Linked DNA regions of Homo sapiens: region 2 is linked to region 1. The links are chromatin loops, found by intact Hi-C in ENCODE. Cell type or tissue: chondrocyte. All regions are shown on one strand. Each heading gives the region's core, and the rest is flanking DNA. Links, peaks and the distances in the headings are about the cores only.

Evidence for each region. Peaks named below come from ENCODE experiments on the same cell type or tissue, not always from the same donor. Only the 100,000 strongest peaks of a DNase experiment are listed, where the experiment ranks them.
Region 2: it touches region 1 in a loop (10-fold over the local background); 3 of 110 quality-filtered maps call a loop at or near these places.

The regions. Positions count from the first base shown.
Region 1 is chr9:75,259,637-75,269,921 of GRCh38, forward strand. No RefSeq gene overlaps it. Among named protein-coding and RNA genes, the nearest start is that of OSTF1, 180 kb to the left of the region's middle. In chondrocyte, for the core only: CTCF peaks have their summits at 6,015 (motif pointing right) and 6,241; no DNase peak of the experiment used is centred there.
Region 2 is chr9:75,478,849-75,489,133 of GRCh38, forward strand. No RefSeq gene overlaps it. Among named protein-coding and RNA genes, the nearest start is that of OSTF1, 400 kb to the left of the region's middle. In chondrocyte, for the core only: a CTCF peak has its summit at 3,926 (motif pointing left); no DNase peak of the experiment used is centred there.

The DNA.
Region 1 (10,285 bases), core at 1,091-9,090:
TAGGCAATGCCTTGCCCAGCTTCAGCTCACACTCGGTGGGCTGCATCGACTGTCCTGCACCCACTGTCTGACAAGCCCCAGTGAGATGAACCCAGTACCTCAGTTGGAAATGTAGAAGTCACCCATCTTCTGCGTCGCTCACACTGGGAGCTGTAGACTGGAGCTGTTCCTATTCAGCCATATTCTCCATTTGCTTATTAAATATTTCTCCATCCCTTTATTTTGACCTATTGTGTCTTTGCATGTGAGCTGCATCTCCTGGATACAGCCCACCGATGGGTCTTGACTCTTTATCCAATTTGCCAGTCTGTGCCTTCTAATTGGCTCATTAAGCCCATTTACATTTAAAGTTAATATTGTGATGTGTGAATTTAATGCTGTCATCATGATGCTAGCTGGTTATTTTGTACATTAGTTGATGCAGTTTCTTCTTAGTGCCATTGGTCTTTATATTTTGGTGTGTTTTTGCAGTGGCTGCTTTTTCCTTTCCATATTTAGTGCTTCCTTTAGGAGCTCTTGTAAGGCAGGCCTGGTGGTGGCATAATCTCTCGGTATTTTCTTCTCTGTAATGATTTTATTTCTCCTTCACTTATGAAGCTTAGTTCCACTGGATATGAAATTCTGTGTTGAAAATTCTTTTCTTTAAGAATGTTGAATATTAGCCTTCACTCTCTTCTGACTTGTAGGGTTTCTGCAGAGAGATCCACTGTTAGTCTGATGGGCTTCCCTTTGTGGGTAACTTGACCTTTCTCTCTGGCTGCCCTTAACATTTTTTCCTTCATTTCAACCTTGGTGAAACTTGGGGTTCCTCTTCTCGAGGAGTATCTTTGTGGTGTTTTCTGTATTTCCTGAATTTGAATGTTGGCCTATCTTGCTAGGTTGGGGAAGTTCTCCTGGATAATATCCTGATGAGTGTTTTCGAACTTGGTTTCATTCTCCCCATCACTGTCAGGTATACCAATGAAACGTAGATTTGGTCTTTTCACATAGTCCCATATTTCTTGGAGGCCTTGTTCATTCCCTTTCATTCTTGTTTCTCTAATCTTGTCTTCTCACTTTATATCATTAAGTTGATCTTCAATCTCTGATATCCTTTTTTCTGCTTGATCGATTTGGCTATTCATACTTGTGTATGCTTCATGAAGTTCTTGTGCTGTGTTTTTCAGCTCCATCAGGTCATTTATGTTCTTTTCTAAACTGGTTATTCTAGTTAGCATTTCCTGTAACCTTTTTTCCAGGTTCTTAGCTTCCTTGCATTGGGTTAGAGCATGCTCTTTTAGCTAGGAGGAGTTTATTATTACCCACCTTCTGAAGCCTACTTCTGTCAATTTATCAAACTCATTCTCTGTCCAGTTTTTTGCCTTTGCTGGAGTGGAGTTGTGATCATTTGGAGAAGAGGCGTTCTGGTTTTTGGAATTTTCAGCATTTTCCTGCTGGTTTTCCCTCATCTTTGTGGATTTATCTACCTTTGATCTTTCATGCTTATGGCCTTTGGATGGGGTTTTTCTGTGGCTGTCTTTTTTGTTGATGTTGATGTTATTGATTTCTGTTTGTTTGTTTTCCTTCTAACAGTCAGGCCCATCTTCTGCAGGTCTCCTGGAGTTTGAGTGGAAGTCCACTCCAGACCCTGTTTGCCTGGGTATCACCAGAGGAGGCTGCAGAACAGCAAAGATTGCTACCTGCTCTTTCCTATGAAAGCTTGGTCTCAGAGGGGTACCTGCCTGACGCTAGCCAGAGCTCTCCTGTATGAGGTGTCTGTCAACCTTTTCTGGGAGGTGTCTCCCACTCAGGAGGCACAGGGGTCAGGGACCCACTTGAGGAGGCAGTGCGTCCCTTAGCTGAGCTCGAGCGCTGTGCTGGGAGATCTGCTGCTCTCTTCAGAGCCAGCAGGCAGGAATGTTTAAGTTTGCTGAAGCTACACCCACAGTTTTGTCTTCCTCCAGGTGCTCTGGGAGATGGGAGTTTTATCTGTAAGCCCCTGACTGGGGCTGCTGCCTTTCAGGGATGCCCTTCCCAGTGAGAAGGAATCTAGAGAGGCAGTCTGGCCACAGCCATTTTGTTGCACTGCAGTGAGTTCTGCCCAGTCCAAACTTTCCAACAGCTCCCTTAATACTGTGAGGGGAAAACCACCTACTTAAAGCTCAGTAATGTGGACACCCCTCCCCTACACCAAGCTCTATTGTTCCAGGTCGACTTCAGACTGCTGTGCTGGCAGCAAGAGTTTCAAGCCAGCGGTTCTTCACTTGCTGGGCTCCTTGGGAGTGGGACCCACTGAGCAAGACCACTTGGCCCCCTGGCTTCAGCCCCCTTTCCAGGGAAGTGAACGGTTCTGTCTCACTGGGGTTCCAGGTGGCACTGGGATATGAAAAAAACTCCTGCAGCTAGCTCAGTGTCTGCCCAAACAGCCACCTTGTTTTGTACTTGAAACCCAGGGCCTGGGTAATGTCAGCACGTGAGGGAATCTCCTGGTCTGCAGATTGCAAAAACTGTGGGAAAATCATAGTATCTGGGCTGGATGGCACAGTCCCTCATGGCTTCCCTTGGCTAGGGGAGAGAGTTTCCCGGCCTGTTAAACACTTCCTGGGTGAGGTGATGCCCCATCCTGCTTCTGCTCACCTTCCGTGTGCTGTACCCATGGTCTAACCAGTCCCAATGAGATGAACCGGGTACCTCAGTTGGAAATGCAGAAATCACCAGCCTTCTGTGTTGATCTCGCTGGGATCTGCAGACCGGAGCTGTTCCTATTCAGCCAGCCATCTTCCCAGATCCAGTCAGATTTGCTCTTTTGTGGCTATTTTCTAGTTTCTGTAGGTTGCTTTATTATTTTCTATTCTTTTTTCTTTTGTCTTCTCTGACTGTATTTTCAAACAGCCTGTCTTCAAGCTCATTAATTCTTTCTTCTGTTTGATCAATTCTGCTATTGAAAGACTGTTGCATTCTTCACTATGTCCATTGTGTTTTTCAGCTCCAGAATTTGTTTGATTCTTTTAAATTATTTCAATCTCTTTGTTAAATTTATCAGGTAGAATTCTGAACTCCTTCCTTGTGTTATTTTGAATTTCTTTGAGTTTCCTTAATAGAGCTATTTTAAATTCCCTGTCTAGGTCACATATCTGTTTCTCCTGGATTGGTCCCTGGTGCCTTATTTACTTCATTTGGTGAGGTCATGTTTTCTTGGATAGTGTTGATGCTAGTAGATGTTCTTCAGTGTCTGGGCATTGAAAGGGTTAGGTGTTTAGTTTAGCCTTTGCTGTCTGAGCTTATTTGTAGCTGTCCTCCCTGGGAAGGCTTTCTAGATATTTGACAGGACTTGGGTGCTGTGATTTAAGATGTATCTGCTTTTGGCGGCATCCCAAGTCAAATAATGCTGTGATTCTTGCAGACTTAGACTTACAGAGGTACTGCCTTGATGGTCTTGGACAAGATCTGGGGGAGTTCTCTGGATTACCAGTCAGAGACCCTTGTTCTTTTCTCTTACTTTCTCCTAAAAATATAGTCTCTTTCTTTGTTATCAGTCACCTAAAGCTGAGTGACACAAGCACCCCTGTGGCCACCACCACTATGACTGCACTGGGTCAGACCTGAAGCCAGCACAGCACTGTGTCTCAGAAAGGCCTGCTGTAACCAGTCCCTGACCCAAGGCCTGCTGTAACCAGTCCCTGGCTACTGCCTATGTTCGCTGAAGGGCCTAGGGTTCTATAATTAGCAGGTGGCAAATCCATCCAGGCCTATGTCCTTCCCTTTAGGGAGAGGTCCCCCAAGCCCTAGGTGGGCCCAGAAGTTCTGTTTGGGAGTGGGGTACTAGAGTCAAAAGCCTTCATCTACCTGATATTCTATTGCAGTGTGGCTAAGCTGTCACTTATGCCACAAGATGGAAGCAGAGGAGCCTCACCCTGTAGCTACTACCAACCGAGGCCATGGTGAGTACTGCCAGACTAACACTCATCTTCCCTTAAGGCCCACAGTCTCTAAAGTCAGCTTGTCATGAAGGCTACCTGGCCTGGGACTCACCCTTCAGGGCAGTGGGTTCCTCTCTGGCCCAGGTTAGGTCCAGAAATGCCATCCAAGAGTCACATCCTGGAATCAGGGATCCCAAGAACCCTCTTGGTGCTCTAGTCCCCTGTGGTGATGGTGGTACCTATGGTGCAATACAAAGTCCCTTTTACTTTTCCTTCTGCTTTTCTCAAGCAGAAGTTTTGTCCCATAGCCACAGCAGCTGGCTATGTACTGAGTCTCACCTGAAGCCAACAAGTCTCAGAGGCTCACCCAAGGCCTTCTACGTAGTACCTGTGTATTACTACTGGTTATTTAAGGTCCAAGGGCTCTTTGGTTAGCAGGTGATGAATGCTGGCAGGACTGGGTCCTTTCCTTCAAGGCAGTGGGTTCCCTTCTGGCCCAGGGTGTGTCTAGAAATGTCATCTGTGAGCTAGGCCCTCGAATGGGGGCCTCATGACTCTGACTGGTATCCTATTTTGCTGTGGCTGAGCTGGTATCATAGATGTAAGACAACATCCTTCCTACTCTTCCCACTCCTCTCCTTAAGTGGAAGGAAGGGGTCTCTTTTGGAGTTGTGAGTTGTAGCCTGGGGTTAGAGGAGGTATGATGCGAGCACTCCCTTGGCTGCCACAGCTGGTGTCCACTATCTCTGGGCTTAGTTCAGCCCTAGGACTCGCCTAAGAGTTGTAGTCCTTATGGCCTAGATTGCCTTTCAAGTTTACTTGGAGACAGAGTGCTATAGCCCTTGGAGGCAAGGTTTGGAGGCACTCAAGCTCAGACTTCTGGGATTGGTGATTCCCCTCTGGCTAAGCCTGGCTTAAATGTTCCCTCTGTGGGTGGGTGTCAGCTGAGTTTGGTCTGGTTTTCCTTTCTGCTCTGACAGGACAGCAGTGAGTTCAGTGCATCACAATTGCTGTATTCTCCCTCCCCCAGCACCCAGAGAATCCCTCCATACCATGCCACCAAGGCAGGGAGTGAGGAAGGGGTCACAACGGTGATTCAGGACTGTTTTTAGTCTCTTCAGTGCTTCTTTCAGTGATATAAAGTTAAAAGGAGGTACTATGAGTGCTTACTTGATTTTTGGTTCTTATGAATAGGTGTTTTTTCTGTATAGATAATTGTTAACTTGGTGTCCTTGTGAAGGGCATGATTGGTAGATCTTTCTATTCCGCCATTTTGCTCTGCCCTCTCTCAACAACTTTCTTACCAGGTGGCATTTTGTATTGAAGATAGCCTTAAACCAAATTCTACCAAACCTTCCCATTTTTAATGAGTAAAGATACATTAAAACAGTTATACTACCTACCTATTCTTGTAAGCCCAGAAAGTGCCTTATTCTCCGACTTTTGGCATTTCTCTAAGCATCTTGAATGAGAGGCTTCCTGTGAGCCAATGCAACACCATTCTGGTGAGTAGATGTGAACTTCTTATTTGGGTAAATTGATAGTCTTCTGCAGTGTGAAAGGGACATAGGACCAAATACAGCCCTGGATTGTCCCAAGATATTAAGACACTGGGATTGCTGATTTTATTCTCCTGTTTTAAGAAAGGTTAGTGCGGCCCCAAGTATCTTTCTAACCCATGATATATCCTGAATTTTACTTATTTCCATTTATTTCACCAGAGAAAAATGATTTCTAATATTCTTTATGCTAAGAAACCCTCTGGTGTTTTTGGTAAGCATCTTTGAAGTTCTTACTAAAATACTTTGGAGGCTGGAATTCCTGATAAGTGAATTTCAGCTGCTAACCAGATGCCTTTTGATTTTATACAGTCTGCACTGAGCAATTTTGAGATAAATGACCACATAGCAAGTATTAGTACATGAACATTTCCTGTCTATCTAGTAGTCATTGGCATCAAAGTTTAGAAGTACCTAATCAATCTGTATAAAGTCTTTAATTAAAGGTGGGATAGTAGTAGATTGTCCAACTGAGGATGTGTTTTTAGATACATTTAAAATCTGAAAGAATAATATTGGGGAAATCGTAATTGCATTACGCATCTCTAGCATTCTCACTTCTACCACAAGGGGGCAGCATTAGCCCCAATTGAAGCCCAGTGTTGACAGCTATAATCTTAGAGTCTCTCCTAGTCATTGGTGTTGCTAAAAAGGATTAAAAAAAGCCATCACATTAAACTGAGCACCTAAATGGGTAGGTGCAGAGTTGGGCTTGAAGCTATTTGGCAGCAGGGGTAGCAAAGAGCTGGTCTGTTCTCTGAGTGGAAAGACCTGGGAATTGGGAGTGGGTGGGGTCTGAGGAGTGATTTGAGGCAGGTGGGGAACAGCCATCAGCCACATAAGACAGCGAAGTCACCTGAGGTGACAAAATAAGTGAGGAATCTCTGGCCTCAGGATAACAAAGGACTTGAAAAACAGGGATGTCTAATAGGGATTTTCTGTTTGTGTGATGCAGAATAGAATGCTTTCTTGCTGAGGGTCTTATGTGTTTCGATGCTTTGGAATTGTTGAAGTTAAAATTCAGCAGAGTCATGAAATTGGGGCCAGAGGTGACTTTGGGAATGTGAATCTCCTAGGAATTTATACAAATATTAGTAAAGGCAGTGGCCCTTCTATAGTATGGGGCCTGGTGATTTGAGAAAATCTTGTTTACATTTTAAGTTGCACAGTGACCCCACTCTCAGGCTAAAATCAGTGATTTATTTCAATAAATGTTTCTGGAGGAACTAATATTTGCTTAGCTAGGTGCTGTAGGGAGACAACACATTTCTAATTTAAATGTTTGTGCCAATGACTGTTATATTTGAAGCAACTGCACTGTCCAATTCAGAATATCCCAAGAGGGATGGACCTAGTGCCATAGTTGTCAGCTTTGTCTACGTGTTAGAATCACTTGGAGTTATTTAAAGCTTTTAAAGACACACAAACACACACATATTCCTAACCCAACATTATTTGTGTTCTCCATCTTTTTTTTTCCAATTCCAGATGGGAATCAAAGAAACCTGTTTCTTTTATAAAAATTATTATTATTTTTTAGATGGAGCTTTGCTCTTGTTGCTCAGGCTCAGTGCAATGGTGTGGTCTCTGCTCACAGCAACCTCTGCCTCCCGGGTTCAAATGATTCTCCTGCCTCAGCCTCGCAAGTAGCTGGGATTACAGGTGCCTGCCACCACGCCCAGCTACTTTTTGTATTTTTAGTAGAGACAGGGTTTCACCACGTTGGCCAGGCTGGTCTCAAACTCCTGACCTCAGGTGATTCACCTGCCACAACCTCCCAAAGTGCTAGGATTACAGGTGTGAACCACTGCGCCCAGCCTAAATTTCTTCTTAATACTCCTGTTCTTCAGTGATGCACAATTTCTAAAATGTCCCATTCTCTTTTTTAGCTTCCACAGTGGTGTAACAAGGCAATGGGAATTCACTCCACAAATCCCAGTACCACAAGAAGTTATCTGTAAGGTCTCCAGGGATGAGATAATCTACATATTTCCTCATGTCTGTTATAATGGCATTCTAGCCCAACATAATCATGTCCATCTCTTGGAATGCATTGTGTAGACTTTAACTTATATGGTTCTGCTCTACTAATGAAGTCAGTCTCTTTAAAAAATGTTCAGAGAAACTAATAAAGGATTATAAGCAACAAAAGGATACGGCCTAAGCCAAGTCAAGCCATTCTTGCTATCAATTCTGGAACAAATATATTAATGATATTCCTGTGTCTCTAATTTTATATAACAAACAGACAATCATTCTTCCATCATTTCTATTTCCTTTTTTTTTTTTTTTTTTTTTTGAGATGAAGTCTTGTTCTGTTGCCCAGGCTGGAGTGCAGTGGCATGATCTCGGCTCACTGCCACCTCCACTTCCTGAGTTCAAGTGATTCTTCTGCCTCAGCCTCCCGAGTAGCTGGGACTAGTGCCGCCATGCCTGGCTAATTTTTTATTTTTATTTTTTTGTATTTTTAGTAGAGATAGGGTTTCACCATGTTAGCCAGGATGGTCTCGATCTCCTGACCTCGTGATCCACCTGCCTTGGCCTCCCAAAGTGCTGGGATTACAGGTGTGAGCCACCGCACGTGGCCTCTTCCATCATTTCTTTGACCATGCCTAGGGACCATCAGTAACCCTAATGAAAAATGATCTTTGTTCTTTTCTGCTTTTGCTTAGTGCTGGTTTTTGGCTCTTCTAATCAAATGAGTCATTCCTGGAATGTTCAGTTTGTTTTATGGTTGTGGCACTCCAGGAAAGCAGGGCAGTTCACCTGCCCCATTCCACAGCTGACTGTAGCTGAGAAAGCTCCCAACATCTGTGTCTATAATAAAAAGCCTGCAAAAGGAAAATAAATCATGTTTCCACCTCCATTTTTTCCTGCACATTAAAGGCTGATCACTGAAAGTCATGATCTTGGCTCTGAATTGGGTTGCAGCATTTGATCTGATGGCACACAAAGCGAGATCAATATCTGCCACCATAAAAAGTCAATGAAACATAAATTAGGAAGAGAAAATTTTCTAACTCTGGCCCCAAGCAGTGACTAGTTGGGTGCAAGCCATACATTTGGGCAATGAAAAAAGAAAGCAGCTTTACTTAACAGCAGGGTAGACTATACTAGGATTATATTTTGTGCTATTCCTACTTCTCTTTATTGATCTGCATATAATGAATTGAAGCATGATGATTCTCTCTCCAAAGTTACTCAAGAGTTTACTAAAATGTTATCAGAAAGTTTCTAACTGTGGCTATAAAAGTATGTGAAACCAATCCAGGCACTGGTGACTGCTGACTATAAGCATTTTGATAATATAAGATGATATTGGTCAGCCCAAGACAAGGTCTTATCTGACATCTGTAAGAATGTTTTAAAGTTGTAATTCAGTTGGCTGTTGAGAAACAAATGTGTCTCCTCTCTGTCCTTGATTTTGGACATCATGCCTTTTCCTGATGTGGCCCAAGCTTTTTAAATTTCCAAAAATGAACATATACTTTTCTTTTTGATAATAAAATTAATGCAGATTTTTTTGAGGAAAATAATTCAAGAAACCCAGAAGAGTAAAAGAGGAAAATAAGCCTTACTTATTCCACCATCACCCAGCAATTGTTACTGATTATATGTTAGCATGTCTATTTCCAGTCCTTTACTTTTTTTCTTGTGTTGTCACACGCACACATTTCAAAAGTGGGAAAGTAGTACAGACGGCCTTGACTTATGATGGTTCAACTTATGATTTTTCAACTTTACCATGGTGTGAAAGTGATATACATATAGTAGAAATCATACCTTGAGTTTTGATCTTTTCCTGGGCAAGTGATATGCCCTGCAATACACTCTCATGATGCCGGGCAGTGGCAGTGAACTGCAGCTCCCAGTCAGCCACAGACACACCATCATGAGGGTAACCGACCGATACTCTGTAGTGTACTGTGTTGCCAGGTGATTTTGCTCAACTATAGGCCAATGCAAGTGTTCTTTCTGAGTGCATTTAAGGAAGGGTAGGCTAAGCAACAATGTTCAGAAGATTAGGTGTATTAAATGCATTTTGAATTTACAGTGGGTTTAACAGGATGTAACCCCATTGTAAGTTGAGGAGCATCTATACAGGTAGTATGTGATCTTTATGGAAATAACATAAATAGTACCCCCTTCTGCAGCATTCATTGAGAATTAACTACAGAGATTTAATGCAGGTTGAGGTCAAAGTGTCACATGAATTACTAATAAAATCTAGATTGCAGGGTGGTTTTACAGCTGTAGGCAGGAGGACTTCCTAATGCTGAGGCTTATGACGATCGACTTCCGTATCTAGCTACACACGTATTTCAAAAGTATATTGCTGGATTACAGGAGTCTCTTCATGTGAGGCCGTCTCCTTTTAAATTAACAGCATTGGAAGTCATAAAAGAACCTGGACTTTCATAGCTCACTCCCTGGACATCTGAAGGGGGAAAGTGCTGGGCTATGCATATCTATTTTATTTTCAAACCCAGTCACTTCTCCTTTTTGTGAAAGGATTGTGGGTAGAGGGTGGAATGTACTGCTAATGGGGTTTTCTTTACCTAGAAGGGGGGAAAATAAGCTCTCTGTTCTTATAATCTACTTTATTCAGTTAATAGAATATGCTCATCTTCATATATTCTTCTACTGTGTGTCCCTTGGATTGAATGTAATAAAAAGTTTAAAAACCAGTATAAACTTAGCAGCAGCAGAGAGCACAGTTCTATTAAAGAAGTAGAAGAGTCTACAGGAATCTAGGAGCACCCCAACTATTTTAGCTCTCAAAGGTGGGAACTAAGGCACCTCCAGAGATTGTTCATGCTCTGAGAT
Region 2 (10,285 bases), core at 897-8,896, 220 kb after region 1:
TCTTGGCATGGGGATCCAGCAACAACCAGTGCAAGACAGCCTCTAGACATCTTCCTGGGCTCCAGCTTTCAGGCACATTTTTACCCCAAAGGGCTTTCCAATGCAAAAATTAACACCTGGCCCCATCAGTCTTGATGCTTTCTATTCAGTCAAGTTAGCTTTATCAGAGTCTGTCACAGTCAATTTTTATTATTTTTGTTTTACTGGATTATAAAAATTATACTACTGTAGAAAATGTGGAACTACTGAAACATATAAAGAAGAAAATAAGAACTTCTCCTAATCGCTCAACCTAGAGAGAAGCATATCTAATGTATTTATTTCCTTGTAGCTTCTTTGTGTGTATGTTTGTGCATTCTTAATTTTATGGTGTAATACCATACAATGTATGCAGTTCTTGCATCTATCTACCTACCTGTCTATTTATCTATGGCTGCAAAACACTCTATTTTGTGGATATACTAGAATTTACTCAACTAGTTTCTTACTGTTTAATATTTAAATTTCCTGGCCAGGCACGGTGGTTCACACCTGTAATCCCAGCACTTTGGGAGGCCGAGGTGGGTGGATCATAAGGTCAGGAGTTCGAGACCATCCTGGCTAAGATGGTGAAACCTGGTCTCTACTAAAAATACAAAAAATTAGCTGGGCATGGTGACAGGCACCTGTAGTCCAAGCTACTCTGGAGGCTGAGGCAGGTGAATCACTTGAACCCAGGAGGCGGAGGTTGCAGTGAGTCAAGATTGCACCACTGCACTCCAGCCTGGGCAACAGAGTGAGACTCTGTCTCAAAAAAAAAAAAAAAAATTTAAATTTCCCCCCAATTTTACCTGACTATAAGTAACATTGTGATTAACATTTATGTGTACCTATGTTTTCCATTTGGATTATTTCCTTAGGTTTGAATTTTTGAAGGTCAAAGAATTTTAGATTCTTAGGAAGTTTAAGTCCTCTTGATACATATTGCAAATTGCTTAACAGAAAGTTGTCTCAATTTCTTATTCTCCTATTAATGTCTCATTACTCTCTTCCATGCCTAGAATTTTTATCATTAAAAATCTTTACTAATGTAAAAGTTTAAAAAATTGTCTCATTTTAAAATTTGCATTTCTTTGATTACAATGAAAGTTGAATACATTTTTAATCATTCATTTACATTTCTTCTTTATGTCTCTTTAAGTCCTTGGCCTATTTATCTGGGATCATGTTTTCTTAAAAATTTGAGAAAACTCTATAAAAAAAATTTTAACCCTTTGCCTGTCATATTTAGTGAACATATTTTTCCCCCAGTTTTCAATTTGCCTTTTAATTTGTGTCACATTTGTGATTAACAACCATGGAAATAATTATGGAAGCAAGTATAATTTTTGTGACATTTTTCATAAATTTTAACTTCAGACAATCTCTATCCCCTCCTCAAAGTCTAACCAATAGTAAGAGGGTCTCACTTTCCCCGACCTGTTTACAGTGATATTCTCATTAAATTCTATGTATTACACTCTCTATCTCCTAAGGATCACTTTTGGGCTTTTGTTCTGTTTCATTGATTTATCTTTTTTGTACCAATATTACTGCCTTCATTCTTATAGCTTTACAATGAATAATTTCTATTTAATAATTATTGAACATCTACCACATTCAGAAACTGTCTTGGCTTAGGATACACCAATAAAACAGATGGACATATTCCTGCCTTCACATTTGTGGTTTTTAGTGCAGGAAACAGGAGAATAATTGATATGTACAACTAGTGAAACATGAGTGGTGAGAAGAGAGGCACAAGCTCCTGGGGAACGTATGATAAGGGTCCACCCTGGGCTCAGGGTGAATGAAGTTTCCTAGACAAGTGACATCTAAGTTTAGTCCTGAGGTTCAGGATAGGCAAACAGAGGAGGGAGAACAATAATGAAGATAGACAGAAGTGCATGCAGAAAATCCAAGCGTCAATAGCAAGCCTGATGCATTTGAGAAATTGAAAATAATTCTGTGTTGCTGGAGCAGAATGTGATTGGTTCTAAACAGGGACCAGAGTAAGAGTCACTCAAACCGTGTGAAGGAGCATGTAGTTTACCCTGGGGACCATGGAAAATTTTGAAAGGGTTTAAGTAAGAAAGTTACTTAACTTGATTCATAGTCAAGAAAGATCTGTCTGGCTGCAATATGGAGGGTTGGTTGGAATGGGGGCAAAAATTAAGGCAGGGAAATAGCTTGTTCTAATAAACCAGAAAGGAAAATGATGGTGGCCTGCACTAGGGTAGTGGCACCAGAAATAGAGGGATATGGATGGATTTGACAAATGTGGTCTATTTGGAAGACATTTAGGATGTAAACTTGACAGAAATTGGTGATTGATTAGATACGCTGAATTAGTGAGGAATCAGGGATGACACCACAGGACAATTGGGTACATGTTGGTTTCATTCACTGAAAAGGAATGCAGGAAAGATGGGCTTGAGGTGGGAAGATGCTACAGTTTGAGATGTGTGTGGTACAACCTAAAGCTGCATGCCCAATAGACAATTGGCTGTGCTGGCCTAGAGGCTGGAGGAGAGTGAGATGAACTAGGGATATAAATTCGTGTGTCTTCAGTATTTAAAGGGTGAGTAAAGCTGTAAGAGTGAATGTAACCCAACCTCTCACACAGAGTCTGCAGAATGAACATAGCAGAGGATCTAAGGAGCAACAATATTTAAGGTACAAACAGAGGATGGGAAGCTACAAAATTAGACACAGGAAGCAGCCAGAGGGAGGGCAGAAATAAGGGAGAGTGTGGTATCTTTGAAGTGGAAGAAAGATGGATATTTGGAAAATGGGACTGGCATGACATTGATGCTCTGAGACATCAGGCAAGATAATGACTGCAAGGTTGTCACTGGTATTAAGAAGTATGTTAATGACCTTGAAGAGAACAGTTTTGGTGGCCTAGAGAGGGCATAGGATAGACTGCAGTCAACTGGAAAATAAGAAGTAAGCAAACAGAAATGGGCAGTGTTGACAACTATAAAAGTTTTGAGTATGAAGGGAAGAGCAGAAGAGGATAATGATAGCTGAAAGGAGATGTGAGACCAAGGAAATTCAGACTTTCCATCCAGAAATATTTTATGACTCTCCTTTTATTTACTCAAATATTTTCTAGTTCTTGGAAAAGTTTGTAGCTATCCGTGTGGATGTTGCAGATTTCTTGTATCGTTGTTCCTGTTTAACTGGTGCTTTCTCCCCTAATTTTAAATGTAATCTTTTTTAACCTTATTACTTTATATTTACTAACCTATTGTTAGTAAATGGAAATCATGCTGATTCCCTATATTTTTATACTTATCTTGTTTCCATCCACTTTATGAAAATATATTATTATATAATTATTTTGCATAATATAATTATATGATATTATAATAGTTATAATCAATTATATTGAGTTCTCCATGTATATAAGTACTGATCTTTCATAGTGTAAATGTCATTCCTTTTCATAGTTTTTCAAGGAAGGGACTGCGCCCTAAAATATAAAATTAAAGGGTCCTGGGAAATCACCTAGACTAATATTTTTATTTCTTAAAATGAAGAATTCAGGTTAAGAGCAGTTAAGCCTCTACAGTCTTATTCATGCCAGGTCCTGTTACAACACCATAAAATGGATATACATTCCATTTTCATCAGAAGACAACAGCTTCAGGATGGGGGACAGAATATTAAAGGTTTATATCACATTAATTATGGTAATAAAATACAACTAATTCAGTGAGATCTCCAGCAACATCCTCAGAAACTAATTAAATTTTGCTGTTGCTCCTGGTGCCAACATGCACTGTTTGGTGACCTTAACTAGCTCATTCTGCTTCTCCCCATTTGCAGGGTAACTGAACTGGGTTTTATGCCATTATCCCTCTCTTGTTGATACCCACCACTGGAGAAAAGTATTCTTGCCCCCTCTGCTGGCACTTAACACCTTTTTCAATGGATTTCTGAAAATAATCTGGCTCTCTAAAGTTATAATTCCCACTGCCAATAAATGTGATACAGGTTCCCGGGCAGGGAGTCCCTTTGAAAGACCCCACGTGCTTTCTGTAAAACTTTACCAATTTTATTAAACCATAATTTACATCTAATAAGACAACTAAATATATGTACTAGTCAAGGTTCTTGAGAGAGAATATATACATATGTTCAGACAGAGAGAGAGAGAGAGAGTTATTAGAAGGTATTGGCTCATGCAATTATGGAGGCTGAGAAGTTGCACTATCTGCCCTTGACAAGCTGGAGGCCCAGGAAAGCCAGTGATGCAGTTTGAAGGTCTGAGAGCTAGTGGTATAGACTCCAGTCGAGTCAGAGAGACAGGAGTGCAAAGAGTAGGAGAAGATTGATGTCTCAGCTCTGTCAGACAAAGAGAGCAAATTCTCCCATCATCTACCACTTTGTTCTATTCAGACCCTCAGTGGATTGGATGATGCCCACCCACACTGGGGAGGGCAAACAACTTGACTCAGCCTACCAATTTACATGATAATCTCTTCCAGGAACACCCTCACAGACACACCCAGAAATAATGTCTAACCAGCAATCCTGGCAACCCATGAGCCAGTCAAGTTGTCACATAAAATTAACAATTGCAGTATAGCTCAATGAATTTTGACAAATGTCTACACCTGCATAACCATCCCAGTCAAACCATGGAACATTTTTGTCTCCCTCAAAATTCCTGTGTACCCCCTTGCTATCAATGCCCCCTTCCTCTCCTCCACTGTATTTCCAGGAAACCAATGATCTGCTGTCACTGTAGATTAATTTTGTTCATGCTACAATCCCAAATAAGGGAATCAAACTGTATGTGGTCTTTTGTGCTTGGATTTTTTACTCAGAATGAAGTTTTAGTTTATTAACATAAAGGAGTCAGTAGTTATCTCCTTTTTATAGCTCAATAGCTTTCTATTTATGAGTATACCGTGATTTGTGTATCCATTCACCTGTTGATGGATGAACATTGGCTTTTTTCCAGTTTGGGCTAATACAAATAAATATGCTGTGAGTAATCATGTACAAACCATTTCTGGTGGGTGAATACCCAAGAGTGAAATTGCTGGGTCATAAGCCAAGTTTATGCGTTTCTCAGCCCTTTCCTCTTTCAAATTACTTGTGGATTTTTTTCATTTCTTTATGTAATTATGTCAACTTTCAGTGTCCATGTTTCAAATCAATGTTGTTAGAAAGATACAGGTTTAGAATTATAATAAATTCCTGGGGAGTTGTTACTTTTATCACTGAATAAAGCTTTCATTTTTCTAATAATATTTTTGCCTGAAACTCTATTTTACTGGATATTAATATTTTCTCTGGTTAATATTTTAGTAGTTTATTTTACCATTCCTATCATTCAAAATATTTCTTTAAGTTTTCTTAAAATAATATATGACCATAATTTTTAAAAGTCAAATTGTGCTGCAAAGTTTAATGAAAGCCTGAAGTACTCTTTCCTACCACTCCCCAACCACAATCCTCCAGAGCCAACATTTAAAATTATTTTTAGTTTTCCATTCCATTCATATTTTTAAGTACCACATTTATTCTTTTTCTATTTGGGGCATTATCTATTGATTTCCAAGCATGATAGATAAGACCTATTCATTCAGACCTGCTCCCTCATCCTCCTGCTATGGACAGACACAATTCTTGGTTAGATCATTATTCAGAGTTTGTATCACGAGAGTATTGAATGCTATTTACACCTGAGACCTAACAATGTTGTATAATTACATTTAATTTTTTGTACAATGTTGTTCTTTTCAAGTATCAACAACTGCTTCATTTTGCTGTTTTCTTAAAAAAAACTATCACTGATTCTTCCTCAAACTTTTCCACATGGTCATGTATGCTGGATAATCCATCTATTCTGTTTTCTTTCTTTGTGATGTACTCTGGAGTCATCCATTCCTCTGCATTTCTCAGTGATATCTTTCTTCCTTCTTCTCAACATTGTATTTAAGCTTCCTGACTCATTTTACACTACTTAACCCTCCTTTTTCTGAGAAGGATTTCTTTCTCTCTTGGCTCACTACATATACCATACCGATTTATAATCATTTATTTAAACTCAAGTTCCTGAAATAAATACAAATCTTCCTTTCCCTTTTTTTTTTTAACATTTTAAAAAGCAAATGACAACAAAGGAAAGAGAGTAAAAAGGCTGCTGAAGGGTTGTAAGCATGAGAGCAGTGTGTTTTAAACCATCGCTGTTGGCCAGGTGCGGTGGCTCACGCCTGTAATCCCAGCACTTTGGGAGGCCGAGGTGGGCAGATCACAAGGTCAGGAGTTCGAGACCAGCCTGACCAACATGGTGAAACCCTGTCTCTACTAAAAATACAAAAATTAGCCAGGAGTGGTGGCATGTGCCTGTAATCTCAGCTACTTGGGAAACTGACTTAGGAGAACTGCTTGAACCCAGGAGGCAGAGGTTGCAGTGAGCTAGATCACACCACTGCACTCCAGCCTGGGCTACAAGAGCAAAACTCCACCTCCAAAAACAAAACAAAACAAAACCCATCACTTTTGCAGAGTGGAAAATGAGGGGCTAGCTGTGGGTGCAGTTATTACCACAGTTCGGTCACAAGATGATGGTGCCCACGTGGACTGAGTGGAAGAAATGAGGATGGAGAAAACTGGACATATCCAAAAGATATTAAAGAAGTAGCATGCATAGTGCTTGGTGATTGGATGGTGATGAATAGAGAGGTAGGAGAGGTCAAGGATGATTCTCAGGATTCTGGCTGGATGGACATGGTGCCATTTACTGAGATGGGGGAATATTGGAAGTCATGGAGGAGGAGGAAAAGGAGAAAGAGAAGGACAAAGCATTCATTTTCAGGTGATAATGATGTGACCTATTGTATATAAGGCATTTTTCACACAAACTTTCTGAATTTGCCAAACTTTTTAAAGCAGTAGATAGCTGCCAAAAGTAGATTGGTTCTGGCAGAGTAGGTGTACTATCAAGGATCAAAATTCTACTATAATTGATTACTTTGTTTAGTTGCTTCTGTTTATTTTCTGAGATACCATTTCACATTGAATTTTTTTCTCATGCTCTTTCCTTCCAAGTAGAAAAGACAGGCTTGTCTGGCAGGCAGATGAAGTTGGAAACTGATAGGAGCTAATTAAAAAATATCAAGATGGAAAACAAAATGTGAAAGGGTGCAGAGCTTGAGTTGAAAAAACCCTAGGAGAAAAATGCAATAAGCTTACTTAATGAACTAACCAATTCCAATAGAAAATTATTGGAAAAATAATTTTTTGAAGGACATGTAGTGATATGCCACCTCCACAATGCACAGTGCCAAAAATGCTGCTGGAAGGAAAAAAAGTGCAGGCCTATTCAACAAGGAGAAAAGAGAGAGTTACGAAAACTAGGACTCTTAGGACTCTGAATATCTCAGAGAGTAAAACAGAATAAATGGTTCTTAGATCTCACGTTCTTAAGTCACATAATGATACACCATTACATATATATTCTGAGTGATGGCATGAGTCTTGTACCACAGGAAACAGAGGACCAAGAGAGGTTAGTTAGCATTGACCATAGAGGTATGATTTGTGTCATAATAGAAATAGAATAATGTAACAAAATGAGCCAATTTCCCTGTTGACCTGCCATCATCAAGGAGATTGTAAGACCACATTTTATTCATTGTGAGTTCCGTGCAAACTAAATCACACATTTACTAATAAATTCAGCACTGCTTAGTGTCTCATAAATTTGTAAGAAATAAGCAATCTTGAAATATGTCTACCTCTACTAAATTTATGCTTTGCACACACATTTCTTTGCTGTTATTATTCATTTTAGTACTATGTTGTTATTGAAACATATATTCCCTTGCCAATCCAGTATACCTTAGTGAAGATAATGGCCTTTTAAAGTATAGAGATAAAGAATAAATCACTAATTTTTTTCTTCTCCAATGTTAATGCAAAATGATATACTGGCCACAAAAGAAAACCCTAATAAAACTATTCTGATTCATTTCCATCTAACGGGCCTTCTTGGCTGCAGATTCTGTCCAGGTGATACCATCCATATTGTCTCATCCAGTAATATACATTGAAATTATTTTTTCAAAGTCCGAGCAAATCCTAAAGTTTCTTTAGGATCCTTGATTAGGGTTATCAAGGGTTGAAAGTTCTGACTACACTAAAAAAAAATCAATGCCCGTATCATAGAGGGAAATCATACAACCATAATCAGACTGAACTTCCCTCTCACAAAGTCATTCTATGACATAGTTAAGGATAAAAAGAATTCTATTACACCATTCAAATGTACTCCCCACATGGAATTAATAATTCTCGATGTTTGGCAAATTGTTCTCAAATATCAGACTAGTGTGATAGAGGCAAAACAATCAGGTGGTATAAAGAATTTTTGTTTTGTTTTGGTAATATTATATTAACAAGTTTACATGATGAAGGCAGAAATTTGCTGAAATTATTTATTTCTTTATGAATTGGCTTTGGTGACACTACTGTCTCAAAGAGATGCTGTGTTGGTATAACTGCAGTTTTATCTCATAAAAAAGCAGCATAGAAAAGCAGAAAAATCATGGTATAAATAGTCAAACACCTGGGTTTCAAATCAGACATTACCACTTGAAAACTCCATGATACTGACAAGTATCAATTAATCTCATCTTAAAACAACAACAATAGTAACACCTGGATGCTATTTCACATGGTCACTGAGAAGATCAAAGAATCCAATGAGCATGCTTTGAAAATTATATTCAGAAATGTCCCTTTCCTTTTAAGTAGAATGTTTTATCTGAATTGAGATCACAGTGGTGAACTCTGTTATTGAGTTATCCATAAGGTTCATTTGGAAATGAAGATTTTGATCTTTTACATTTAGTGTGAATTCAGCTGAGAAGCCTGCTTGAAGAGAGGGAAGCAAAACTGACTTACTGGTTCTTATAGAATGAACTAACCGTTAAAGCAAGCTACAGTTTGATACTCCATGTGTTAGTTTTACAATAACAATTTGAATGCTTCTCCATGAGTTGGGAAAATTTATGTTGGACACGCTTGCTGCTTCAATTTCATATTTCAAATAGGCATTCTGAAGTCCATATAAGGAGACACTGAGACTCATAAAGCAGCCCATCTGCACTTCCTGATTTATAGTCCTGTTAGTTCCCTTGGGGGGATCTTCAGAAACCCTAAGAGGCCATATTTCTGTCAACACCATGCACCACAGGACCAGGGTTTAGGACTTGATCCCTGGAAGCTGTGCAGTTAAACTTGCCTTATAACACTGGACTAGAATGTTTGGACTTGAGGGGATCTGGATCCGATGTCTTAAAAGCCATTGTCCTGAAGAGCTGTCAGGAGCAGCCAGCTGCCTAGCCCTGGTTGCTGATGTGGTACTAATGACACTCCTAGGATGTCTCAGGTCTCCAGGGAGGGAGGGAGGAAAAGAGCCTTTGCCAAGTCCATGGGCTAAAGCAGACAGTGTTCTCAGTTCTCTCCCAGTACTTGTGGGATATTAAGCTATGTGAGATTTTGATTTTCTTATAAATCTCTTATCATGTGGCTGGGGTGACTGATTGGGTGTGAGCTGAAGTGTTGATGTGACCCAGTCAGAGGGCTATGTGCTAGGTCCCATGTCCACATTCTCTACCCCGCTCCGGGGCCTGGGTGGCTATCTCATAAGAATGGCATTAAATTGGCTTTCTTGCCCTTTGGCCTCTGGTCAGAGAGTTCAATGGGTGGAAGGAAGAGAGTGTTTGTTTCCGTGGCTGTCTCCCTGCAAGGGGGCCCAGAGGAGGCAAAGCTCTGTTAGTTGTCCCATCCATGCAGCCTTCCATGTCTCTGATTCCCATAAACAAACCGTCCGCTTACCCCTTCAGGTACATGGAGGTGATGGTGCACCGTTGTCAGCACCCTGGGTTACAGCACTCTTCTTCAGTTTCCCTGTTCCCTGCTCATCAATAGGAACTAGTCCCTTTATTAAATTCTCTTCACGTATACCAGTTTTGAGTGCCAGCTTTTTCCTGCCAAAACTCTGACACACCAGGCAAGCTGGATTGCCACCGGCCTGCAAATGGGGGCAAACCTAAACTCCAGGTGCCAAATAGCTGTTGGGCAGAATGCCATTCAATTACAGTGACAACAGGGGTCCTCTGCTTCTGTTACCTTCTAGTTAAGGGTTGGTTTCTCTTAGTTTTGTCTTTAAAATGTTGTATCAGAAATGTCTAATTTCGTGAGGAGTCCAAGTTGCTTATTGAAAAGAGGTCATGAGTAC